Regions from separate parts of the Homo sapiens genome. Here region 2 is linked to region 1. A link is an interaction called in ENCODE POLR2A ChIA-PET data of the cell type or tissue named here. Cell type or tissue: Panc1. All regions are shown on one strand. Each heading gives the region's core, and the rest is flanking DNA. Links, peaks and the distances in the headings are about the cores only.

Region 1 (5,372 bases), core at 304-5,303:
CCACTACAGCCACAGGGTCTCCTTAGCCTTCTGCTCCACAGCATCAGCACCCAGGAGGCTGAGCACTCGCTCCATGAACACCCTGTGTGCTGCCAGTATCTGCACCACGGGAAGGGGCTCATCCAGGGACAGGGACAGGCCTAGCCTAGGGACACCCATCCTGGGGCCCCAGGCCTTCCCTGCCTCCCCATCCCATGTCCCAGCACCTTCTCACTCTCCTCATCCTGAGCGAGGTACAGAGTCCTCTCTAGCAGATTGAGCCCATCCTGGTCAATCTAGGGAGGGAGACAGGGGCCAGAGGTCAGAGATCCACATGCCAGACTCCCCAAACAGATGGAATTTTCACCCCAATGCCCAGAGAGCGACCAGACATCCATGGGTAGAGACCCAGAAGCACGCAGACCCCAGCCCCTCTTTCCACCCAGACGAGATGACCAAAGCCCCATCCCTGACTGTCTCAGCTTACCCCTGAAAGCCTGCACTTTCCCTACCTGTCGGGGGCACTTGCGCAGTGCCGCACTGACCCTTGGGGTTCCTGGCTTTGGCGCCAGCCCCAGCCCTCACGGAGATGTCAGCCCAGCCCGCCGGCGCGTCCCTCCCTCCCTGCCCTCACTGCCTTCCAGAGGGCTGGGAAATTGCGGCTCCCGCGGCTCGGCTGAACACTTCAGTTAACCCAGGGAAATTACTTGCGCCTTCCTCCCGCGCTCTGCCGCCAAGCGCTCCCCTCCCCTGCTTTCCCTTTCTCTCCTCTTGCGCACCCTCCTCCCACGCGCAGGGACCCCTAGTCAGGGCCACGCCCCGGGTCTGCGGCCGCTGGCTGGGCGCTCGGGAATCGCACTCAGGCGGATGACGTAGCGCGAGGAGTTCCTGTAATCTAGGCTGATCTAGAGAGAGAAGAGCGCGGCGGCACTGTACACGCCCTGCACCTTGTACAGCAGCTGGTTGAGGTCCCAGCTGGTTGAGGTCCCGCGACCCCCGGACGCTCCGCCGCGCCGCCCAGGTCCCAGCCCCCGCAGTCCTCCATGACCTCTAGCATGGGCCGAGGACTCAGTAGCTCTATCTCGCGCATGTCGAGGCACGAACGGAAAAAGGCGCTCACCTTGCACTGGGCCGCGCCGCCGGGCCCATCCCTGGGCCGTGCCAGCAGGCGCCTCAGGCGCTCCTCTTTCTGCTCGCCGAAGGCCGCGATGGTGCCATAGGTGAGCTTTTCGTTGGGGGTGGCATGGCGCTTCAGTCAGCAGCCGCAGACGAAAAAGTAGAAGTTCTGGTACGAGTCCATGCTGGCGTCCAGGTTGGCTGCCAGGAGGCCGGCGGCGCGCGCTAAGGCCTTGCCCTCGGGGCAGCTCTCGGGACAGGCGCCGCCGCCCGCCGCGACCGGGCCCAGGTACTTGAGCGCCAGCATAGCCGCCAGGATGGCGCAGAGATCAGCGGCGAACACCAGCCCCGACCGCAGGCTCACCTCACGCAGGGTTCCAGCGCGGCAGCCCAGGTCCTGGTGGCGCTGCTCCTTGAGAGAAGCCTGGGCGGCAGAAAGGCCCTTGCACGATCCCCGCGCCACAGCAGCTTAGGTACTTGACCTCCTGGAACGCGTCGTAGTGCGCCGTCAGCGAATACCGGGCTCCATGGCACCGAGGCCGCCGCGATGCAGCCCTGGGCCACCTGGGCTATGGGATGCGCGCGGCCGCTGGCCTCCTAGTGGGCCTCTGCATGGCCCCGGGGGGCCAAAGCTGCGGGAAGAGCAGAGTCAGGCTCAGGAGGCGCAGCAGCCCGACGGGGCTCCCAGGCACCGCGAGGAGAGACGCAGGCCTGGGTGCAGAGGCCCCAGCTGCCGGCCTCATTCACTGCGGAAACCAGGGACGAGGAGAGTCTGGCGGGGCCACCATCCCCGCGTGCACAGTGGAGTCTTCTCCCCTGTCCTCCTCCCTGCACACACGTGTCGGATGCTGGATTGGGAGGCCTCTTATGGGAAGGGGGAGGCGCTGGGCACGGGGCCTGGCACGTAGGGGGCCTTCATTGCATCTCTCTTCCCTTCGCCTTTCTTGTCCACGACCTGTCCTAGCCAAGGCCAAGTGGGGTGGGGGAAGGAGCAGAGGCTGGAGTGAGGAGGTGCGGTCAGGGGCGCGTCTATGCGGCACTTTCAGCTCTCCGAGCTGGACACAGACAGACGCTTCGCAAAACGGCCAAAGAACCAAACTTTGTCCTCGTGGAAGTCTGCGGGATCTACCACTTCAAACCCGCTCGCTGGCTCCTTCTGCTCGGTGGCCCGACGGCCCACCCGCCCCTTCCCAAGGGGAACGCACTATTGCTCCAGGGTCGCGGATACACAACCCACCCCCTGCACGGCAGTGATGGGGAACCCGAGACCTGTCCGTCTCTATCCCCTTTCCGCTCCACTCCTGGCTTCAACAGGTTCTCCCTAGAACCCACACTTGCGCGAAGTTTCACCCACGCTGGGGCGCGAGCTGGCCGGGCGAGCCCAGAGCCATGCAGGCGCGGCGCGCAGTCCATGGAGCCTCAGAGCCGAGCCTGGGAGTCGCAGCCGGCGGATGGACGCAAACAAAGCCGGGAGGCTCCGCGCAGCGGCTACGAAGGTGACGGAAGTGGCCGCGGCTGCAGGGACTCAGGCGCCACCTACCCGGCAGGTGCGCGCCGGAGCCTGGCAGAGGCGGAGCGGGTCGGGCCGAAGCCGCTGCCTGAGCAGGAGCGAAGCGGCGCTAGCGGCCGGTGTCTCCCCGCTCCCGCTGCCTTCTCTGCCGCCGCCCCAGCCCGCCGCCCGCCTGCCTGCCTGCCCGAGGGAGAGGACGCGCCGGTGGCTCCACCCTCCTCCGCCCGTCCCGCGCTCCCTTCCTTCCTCCTGCGACCCTCTGGCTACCTGGCAGCGCGGCGGCAGCGGGGACCTGGGTCGGGGGCCGCGGAGACAGGCTTCCGAGGGTCGTGCGCGGGCTGCGGTAGGGGACTCCGGATCCAGTCGCATCCCGGGACTAGTGAGGGTAGCGGGTACACCCGGCAGGAGTCCCCTCCGATCCCGTGTCCCCACTCGGAACCGCCCACCAACCGGTTGGAAAGGAGCTGGAGCTACGCAGCTGGGGGCCGTCATGGTCCAGCCCACAGCCCTGGAGCACCACCCAGGGAGGACTCCTCCTAAGGATTGAGAGGGCGCTGACGGAGTGCCTGGGCTGCCCGCACAGCGCCTGCGCAGAGCTCACCTTCACCAGGGAGCTTCCTTTACCTCCTCGGAACCCCTGTCCGGGATCAGCTCTCCCCGGGGTGTCTGGGCTTCTGGTTGTCTCGCCCCCTTCCCCCAGCCTCTGATCCACGGAGAGCAACGCAGAGCCCTGCCAGAAGCAGGCCTGGGGCTGTGAGTGTGGCCCCCATGGTCCCAATAGGCGGTTGTCCCAGAGAACAGCAATCACTGCCTATAGGAGGTGACGTGGGTTTAGCCTCTGACCACACAGTCCTGGTCACCCTGCACAGACTGTCAATAAAGAAGGGTCTGAGGCCCAGCTCCTTGGCTCCTCTGCAGTTTCCCCAAAAGGGAAGCTGAGGCTGTGGGTGAGTGGGTGATGTCCGTGGTCCAGGCTCCAGTTCCCTCACTGTGGGGTCTTCCCCTACCCCTGTGATATGGTTTGGCTCTGTATTCCCACCCAAATCTCACCTCGAATTGTAATCCCCATAATCCCCACGTGTCAAGGGCGAGACCAGGTGGAGGTAATTGAATCATGGGGCTGGTTCCGCACGTGCTGTTCTTGTGCGAATGAGTGAGTCTCGCCAGATCTGATGGTTTTATAAGCGTCTGACATTTCCCGTTTGCGCGCATTCTCTCTCCTGTCGCCATGCGAGAAGGTGCTTTCCACCATGATTGTCAGTTTCCTGAGGGCTCCCCAGCTATGAGGAAATGTGAGTCAATTAAACCTCTTTTCTTTATAATTTACCCAGTCTCAGGTATTTCTTCATAGGAGGGTGAGAACGGACTAATACACCCTGATTGCCCAGGTGACCCCATGACTCATATGCAAGAGCATGGCAGACCACAGCAGTGCCCAGCGACACCCAGTGAAGCCCTGAGTGACGCAGCTGGATACCTGATGTGAGGGTGAGCGGGTGGGTAGAGTAGCCAGAGCTGCCTTGGAGAGAGAAGGCCCGAGGGGGTGCCGGGCACAGACCAGGCACAGACCGTGAGGGCTTCAGAATCTGACTCGCTGCCTACCCCCTGACTAACGACAGATCCCAGTCATCCAGCCTATGCACCTCGTCAGAATCAAAACAGAGTTCCTTTTGTTAAAAATCCTGAGAAGTAAAGCCAGGAACATGAAGGGGATTTATCATGCACAAAACCTGATATCAAGAACTATCACAGAAGACTGCAAACAACCAGCTTGCATAATGGCCTTCACAACCTTTCACCAAAAAATACTTCTGCAAGGACATCTGCCCAGCACCTGCCTGTCCATCCTCAAACTGGTGCCACTCATATCCTTGATCCTTGTAGCCAAGGATGAATATCTCAAAACAATCCTGTGATCCTCCTCCTTTTTTCTTTAAAAACCTTTGTCTTCCTTCACCTTTCTAAATTCACACATAGTTTCCTCTGGCCTGCTTATTCCCATTGCAGTACCTATTTCCAAAGAAAGTTCATTTTATTTTAGGGTCTTCCTGTATCTGTTATGCAATGTCACATAGTGGTGTCAGAAGTGGGACTGAAGTGAACTCATCTTGGATGAATCAGTGTCTCCTGGAATCTAACACTGCATTGACTGAGCCCTCTGCAGACTGCCTTTCCAGGAGTTGCTTTTCTGTTCTTGTGGGGAAAAGAAAGAGAGATCAGATTGTTACTGTGTCTGCGTAGAAAGAAGTAGCCATAGGAGACTCCATTTTGTTCTGTACTAAGAAAAATTCTTCTGCCTTGAGATGCTGTTAATCTGTAACCCTACCCCCAACCCTGTGCTCCCTGAAACACGTGCTGTGTCACCTCAGGGTTAAATGGATTAAGGGCTGTGCAGGATGTGCTTTGTTAAACAAATGCTTGAAGGCAGCATGCTTGTTAAGAGTCATCACCACTCCCTAATCTCAAGCCACTCCCTAATCTCAAGTACCCAGAGACACATGCGGAAGACTGCAGGGACCACTGCCTAGGAAAGCCAGGTATTGTCCAAGGTTTCTCCCCATGTGATAGTCTGAAATATGGCCTCATGGGAAGGGAAAGACCTGACCGTCCCCCAGCCCGACACCTGTAAAGGGTCTGTGCTGAGGAGGATTAGTAAAAGAGGAAGGAACGCCTCTTTGCAGTTGAGGTAAGAGGAAGGCTTCTGTCTCCTGCTCGTCCCTGGGCGATGGAATGTCTCAGTGTAAAGCCGATTGTATATCCATCTACT
Region 2 (5,372 bases), core at 199-5,198, 77 kb before region 1:
GACAGGCCCCAGGGCTGCTAAGCTAATATGGCAGAAGGGACACTGTGCCAGTTGCAGGCCCAGGCCTTAAGAGACTGGCAGCTTCCCCTCTCTGTCTCTGGAAACCTACCTGCCCTTCTGTAAGGAAGCCCAAGCAGCTCTGGAGAAGCCCTTATGGAGGGGCCCACTCTCAGCCCACAGCCAGCACCAGTTGGGCAGCCACGCAGACCCCCAACCTGCAAGCCAGGCCCGCTGAGGCCTCAGTACACACAGGCAGTCCCATCAGCCCTGCCCAGATGGCAGTTTTGTGATCAAAATATAGACGATAGATGATTGTTTTTTAAGGTTGTTGGGGGTAGTTTGTCACACAACGATAGATAATAGAACATCAGTAGGCTGTGTGTGTGTGTGTGTGTGTGTAGCATATATATATACACATATACATATATACACATATACATATACACATACACATATATACACGTATACATATATACACATACATATATACACATATATACACATACATATATACACATACACATATATACACATACACACATACACATATACATATATACACATATATGCATATATACACATATATACATATATACACATAGCTTCAAATTCAGACATGAAGAAGTATCTTATTTAGCAACAGTGGTAAATAGTAAAACACCAAGAGAGAGGAAAGTGGTTGCCTCAGAGATGGGAAAATGCAAGGAGGGAGACGGAACTGCTGTTTGTTTTAACAAACCTTGTAGATCTGTTTGATACTTTAAACTACATTCACATATAACTTGGACAAAAGTAAAAACTGAAGTTGAAAAAAATGTATTCATGCTAATAGCACAGGAATGATCCACAATTGGATTCCAAGGCTTCTTGTACATTCAGCATAGGGTGTATGAAAGAGTCCACTATTCTAGCAACAGATAAAATTCCTACTGACACGCAACCTCAGGTTCCCACTCGTTTAGAAGGCTGCGTATGGTCTTCTACTTAAAGCCTCAAGTAGCAGTCATGGCAGTGACAAATCCTCATTGCCTCCATAGAACCTCTAGGCTCATGTGTGAGCCCAGGCTGGGCTGGGGCCCCTGGGAGCCCAGGGTGAGGGGCCAGTCCCTGGGCAGCTCCGTGAGCCAGGAGCAGCTGTGCCACCTGGGGAAGGGCTGCACGGTCGATGGGTCTTTTCTGCAGAAGAGTGTGCCCCAGCCCTTGCTGGGCACAGATCAAAGAGGTGTTCATGGGTCGAAATCACAGATTTCAAGGGCTGATAGGAGTCAGAGTGGGGGGGCTGGGAGGGCTGAGGCAGGTTAAAGATTTGAGAGGGGCTGCTGTGTCCACAGCTGCATCACACTGCTCTGCTGTCCCCTCCATGTTCCCCGGCACTGCCGCCTACCCTGGGGTCTTCTGGAAGTAACTGAAGGCCCCCTCAACCTGGCTCATCATCAAAGCAGACTGTTGACTAGCTGCAGGCAAATATGAAGAGGCTATTTCCTGTCACAAAAAGGCCATGCTGTATCTTTCTGAAGCTATGGAGCTGACGCAGGCTGAGTAGGCTCACCTTTCACTGGAATTGCAAAGGCCTAGCCACATGAAACCGCGCCTCCTCATCCAGGAGACACGGAAAAGGGCCCAGCAGAACGCAGACAAGGATGGGGCTGCCCATCTTCAGGCCTCTCACAGCCCCTCTGCTGAAGATGCAGAAGCACAGCCCTCCACAGAGGAACGCCTGCCTGAGACTCGGGGCATATGTGACAGGGATCCAGACACACGACTGTTTTTCCTTCAGCAACAGAGCCGTGTATTGGAAGCAAAGCCCCAAAACACGATAAGAGTAGAGGAGCAGACAACCCAGTTGCAGATTTGAAGAAGCATGTGGAATTCCTTGTGGCGGAGAAGGAAAGATTATGGAAAGAAAGTAAACAGGTAAAGGCTGAAAAGGCCAGACTTCTAAAAGGTCCAGTAGAAAAGGAGCTGGATGTGGGTGCTGATTTTGTGGAAAAGTCAGAGTTACGGAGCTCGCCTCTGCATTCAGAAACTGCTATACCCTCTTCAGCCTTGCAGAGGTTTGCAGCAGATGCCAGGAAAGCCAAGTACATTCCAATACCCAATCTTTTCCCTCAGATTTTCCATCTCCAGAGCTTCCCTTTATGGAGCTTTCTGAGGATATTCTGAAAGGATTTATGAGTAACTAAAATGGAAGGCCATAGAAGAAGGGAGAAGAGGAAATAATACTAAGTCATACAGTTAATCCAGCAACAAAAAATGAAAAGGGAAAGCCACAGGCAAGGGTAATCCTGGAAATGCCTCGTCATCTGGTGTACTGTAGGAGAAGACGCATTGCCAGGATGTGGGGAACAGTCGCTGTGAAGCGTGTCACATACCTGATTCACTGACTTGAGCTGATGATGCCGACCTGGCAGACACTAAACTCGTGGAGGGTCAGTTTCTCTTGACACCAACCAAATGGCTGCCTGAAAGAATTTTTTCAAGCAACAATTATTTTTCTTATCTTCAGGGTTAAAATGTATAAAAGTATGTTATGTATAATTAATCTGTTATGTCATAAGTGATCATGCAAAACCTAAATATTATGGCAGCCTGAGGGGCTGCTTCGTATTTGAAACATGCTTTGTCTCAGGCGTTGACGTATGTATGCATTTTGTTACTGGCGTTTTGTATAAGGTGTGAGACACACCTTTCCAGATGAAACCATATGTGCCGCACTGTGCACTACTCATAACGGTGATAACCTCAAGACCATCAGGAGAAATATTTAAATTTCCGTGTTATGAAGAAAGAAACCAAATTATTAGTTATGCTTTTTAACACAAATTACCAGTTTACATAATTAATGAGGGTGCATTTTAAGTTCTAACTTTATTGTATAAGGCATCATTTGAAAGTACCAAGGAAGTCTTCTTTGTTTTTAGTGATCCGTGAGTGGAAGGAATTCTAGTTGGCAGTATTTGATTGTAAGAAATCAATAAAGTAATTGTGTTTAAAAAAAAAAAAAAAAGATCTGAGCCCTGGTGGAGGTAACAGGATGCGATGGTTTTCACATTCAAGAAGGTTCTGGAGAAGAGAGATGATTCTTGGAATGATGAGCTTCAATTTGCACATGCCTGAGTTTAGGTTCTGAATTTAAACCCTTATTGTAAGATCATCTCTTTGAACCTTCTCTCTTTTTAAGGGTTTTTACAGTTCAGTGGCATTTTTTTTTAATATTTAAAAAGTCATTTTAGGAGAAACATCCATTTAAATAATTTATTTTACTTCAGAAAGTTGTTTTACTCAACGAGGATCATGAACTGAGTTGTGTTCTTTAACATTCACAAATTGTGTATTGCTTGGTTTTGGAAATTAGTTAGCCAAATAATTTAAAAAGCACCAGAAATTGAAGTGCAAAATAGAACAGGAAAGAGAAACTCTCCATTAGTGTATTCAGCTTAACAGGTTTTCAACCCACCAGGGTGCTGTTGGAATACAATTGTTCTCCTGGTTCTTATGATACAAGATCAAGGTTAAACCACTGAATACAGTTACAGCATCCTTGACTTCATAAGCTTTCCTTTCCATGCATCCATATAGATGCCCAAAGCACCATTCAGGGCAGAATTTAGTCTTTCGTCCCGCACTCTCAAAGGACAACCAGGAGCTAGGACTTGGCTGAACCACCCACCTACCAGGTGCCCCTGCCTGTGCCACCATCCTTGGGCCAAGGGGAGGCCTGGCCCCTGCCACCTCAGCGATGGTGAAGGATCAGCCCACTTGGGGCCCGGGGCGCCTGGCTGAGCGCCCCCTCCACTGAGCCCGTTCCTGTGCCCCCAATTTCCCACAGGCTGAGGCCCCAGTGCCCTGCTCGTGCTGCTGAGGGGGCTGAATGGCCTGTTGAGAGGCCTCCCCAGGAAGCCCATAGGGAGGAGGTTGGGGTGTCTCCTGCCTTGGGGGTGGGACAGTCCCTTCTTGTTCCCACCCCAGGTACCTGACCCAAGTTCTCCTGTGCATGAGGAATGCCTGGATGTCCCTCCTTGGTAGGTGGGATGGCCCAGAGGGAGGTCCTGCCTACACAGCCCTTAATTAGGAATTTAGAGATTTGTGCTCTAGGAAGGAGCTGCTTCCGCTACCATTTGGCCAACTGTGTGCTGTGCAGACCCGCAGCTTGGAAACAGGTTTCAAGGATGTTCAGGACTTGCCTCGTGTTCATAAAGGTCAGGGGTCGCCTCTTCCCCCTGCTCCCCTGCTAACTCTGCAGCAGGCCCTGGACTAATTAAGTCCCCGCAACAGCCCCGAGACCCAGGCTCTGTGAAAGTTGTCAGAATCAGAATGGAGCCACTTCTGTCCAACCCTAAGAGCAACAACAAAATCATGCGGCCGGGAGGTTCTGAAGGAGGGCCCTCCCGCACACCTGCCTATGATCAGAGCCCTTCCGAAGCCTCTGGGAAGGGCACAGATGCCTGCAACAAGACCTTTTGCCAGGACTTTACAGGACTTTGCAGCTCACTACGTGAGTCACAAGGACGGCTAGCCGGCTGCACAAGAACACTTGCCTGATACGCTGTGTCCACTCGTAAATTGACGTCCACTCCTGGGATAAGCCCCTGGAACCAGTGTTCTCTTCCTTTCAAAATAACCATGTAGCCAGACTTGGTGGTGGGTGCCTGTAATCCCAGCTACTTAGGAGGCTGAGGCAGGAGAATCACTTGAACCCAGGACATGGAGGTTGCAGTAAGCCAAGATCGCGCCACTGCACTCCAGCCTGGGCAACAGAGCAACTCAAGAAAAACACCACCACCACCACCACCACCACCACCACCCCCAAAAAACCGACCATGCACTGCTCCTTTCACCTTTCAAAGCCCCCCTTGCCTCCCCTCCTCCGATGCGCCCCTAGTTTACTAAGGCCGGGGCTCTGCATGCAGTGCTGCTGCTTATTCCCAGTTAAACTCCATAGTTTTGGAGAGCCTCCCTCTGTTTCTTGAGGTTGACAGGACTATCATTCTTTTCGTTCATAGATGAGGGAATTAAGGCTTGGAGAGGTTCCGTTCTGAAGGACACTCAGTAAGTGGTGGACAGAGAATTTCAGCTCAGATCCAAAGCCTATTTAATTTACTTCTTTTAAATCCATGCTTCTTAGCACTCAGCTAGTCACGTATCACCTTGACAACTTTTTGCCGTAGCCACATTACTGCCTGTGGTATGATTTGCTGAATATTTTTCTCTACATAAGCTCAGATTTTCCTTAAATCTGTTAGGAAACCTATAACTGAAAAATGGAAGACCACTATCTCTTGCCGTAAACAGAAGCAACTGTGTATTCCACACACACCAAAAGCAATGTTCTTACAGCCTCCTTAGATGCTCTGAGTCTAAAGCATGCTTTA

Evidence for each region. Peaks named below come from ENCODE experiments on the same cell type or tissue, not always from the same donor. Only the 100,000 strongest peaks of a DNase experiment are listed, where the experiment ranks them.
Region 2: POLR2A ChIA-PET joins it to region 1 with 7 read pairs; 3 of 35 experiments call an interaction of 5 or more read pairs at or near these places.

The regions. Positions count from the first base shown.
Region 1 is chr2:232,418,193-232,423,564 of GRCh38, forward strand. It overlaps the pseudogene ECEL1P1. Among named protein-coding and RNA genes, the nearest start is that of ALPG, 14 kb to the left of the region's middle. RefSeq lists enhancers at 86-869, 1,653-2,436, 4,699-5,372. In Panc1, for the core only: no CTCF peak of the experiment used is centred there; no DNase peak of the experiment used is centred there; H3K4me3 peaks cover 2,039 bases; H3K27ac peaks cover 1,398 bases; H3K27me3 peaks cover 148 bases.
Region 2 is chr2:232,341,721-232,347,092 of GRCh38, forward strand. It overlaps a transcript of DIS3L2 not described here and the pseudogene NRBF2P6. Among named protein-coding and RNA genes, the nearest start is that of ALPP, 34 kb to the right of the region's middle. RefSeq lists an enhancer at 1,121-1,630. In Panc1, for the core only: no CTCF peak of the experiment used is centred there; no DNase peak of the experiment used is centred there.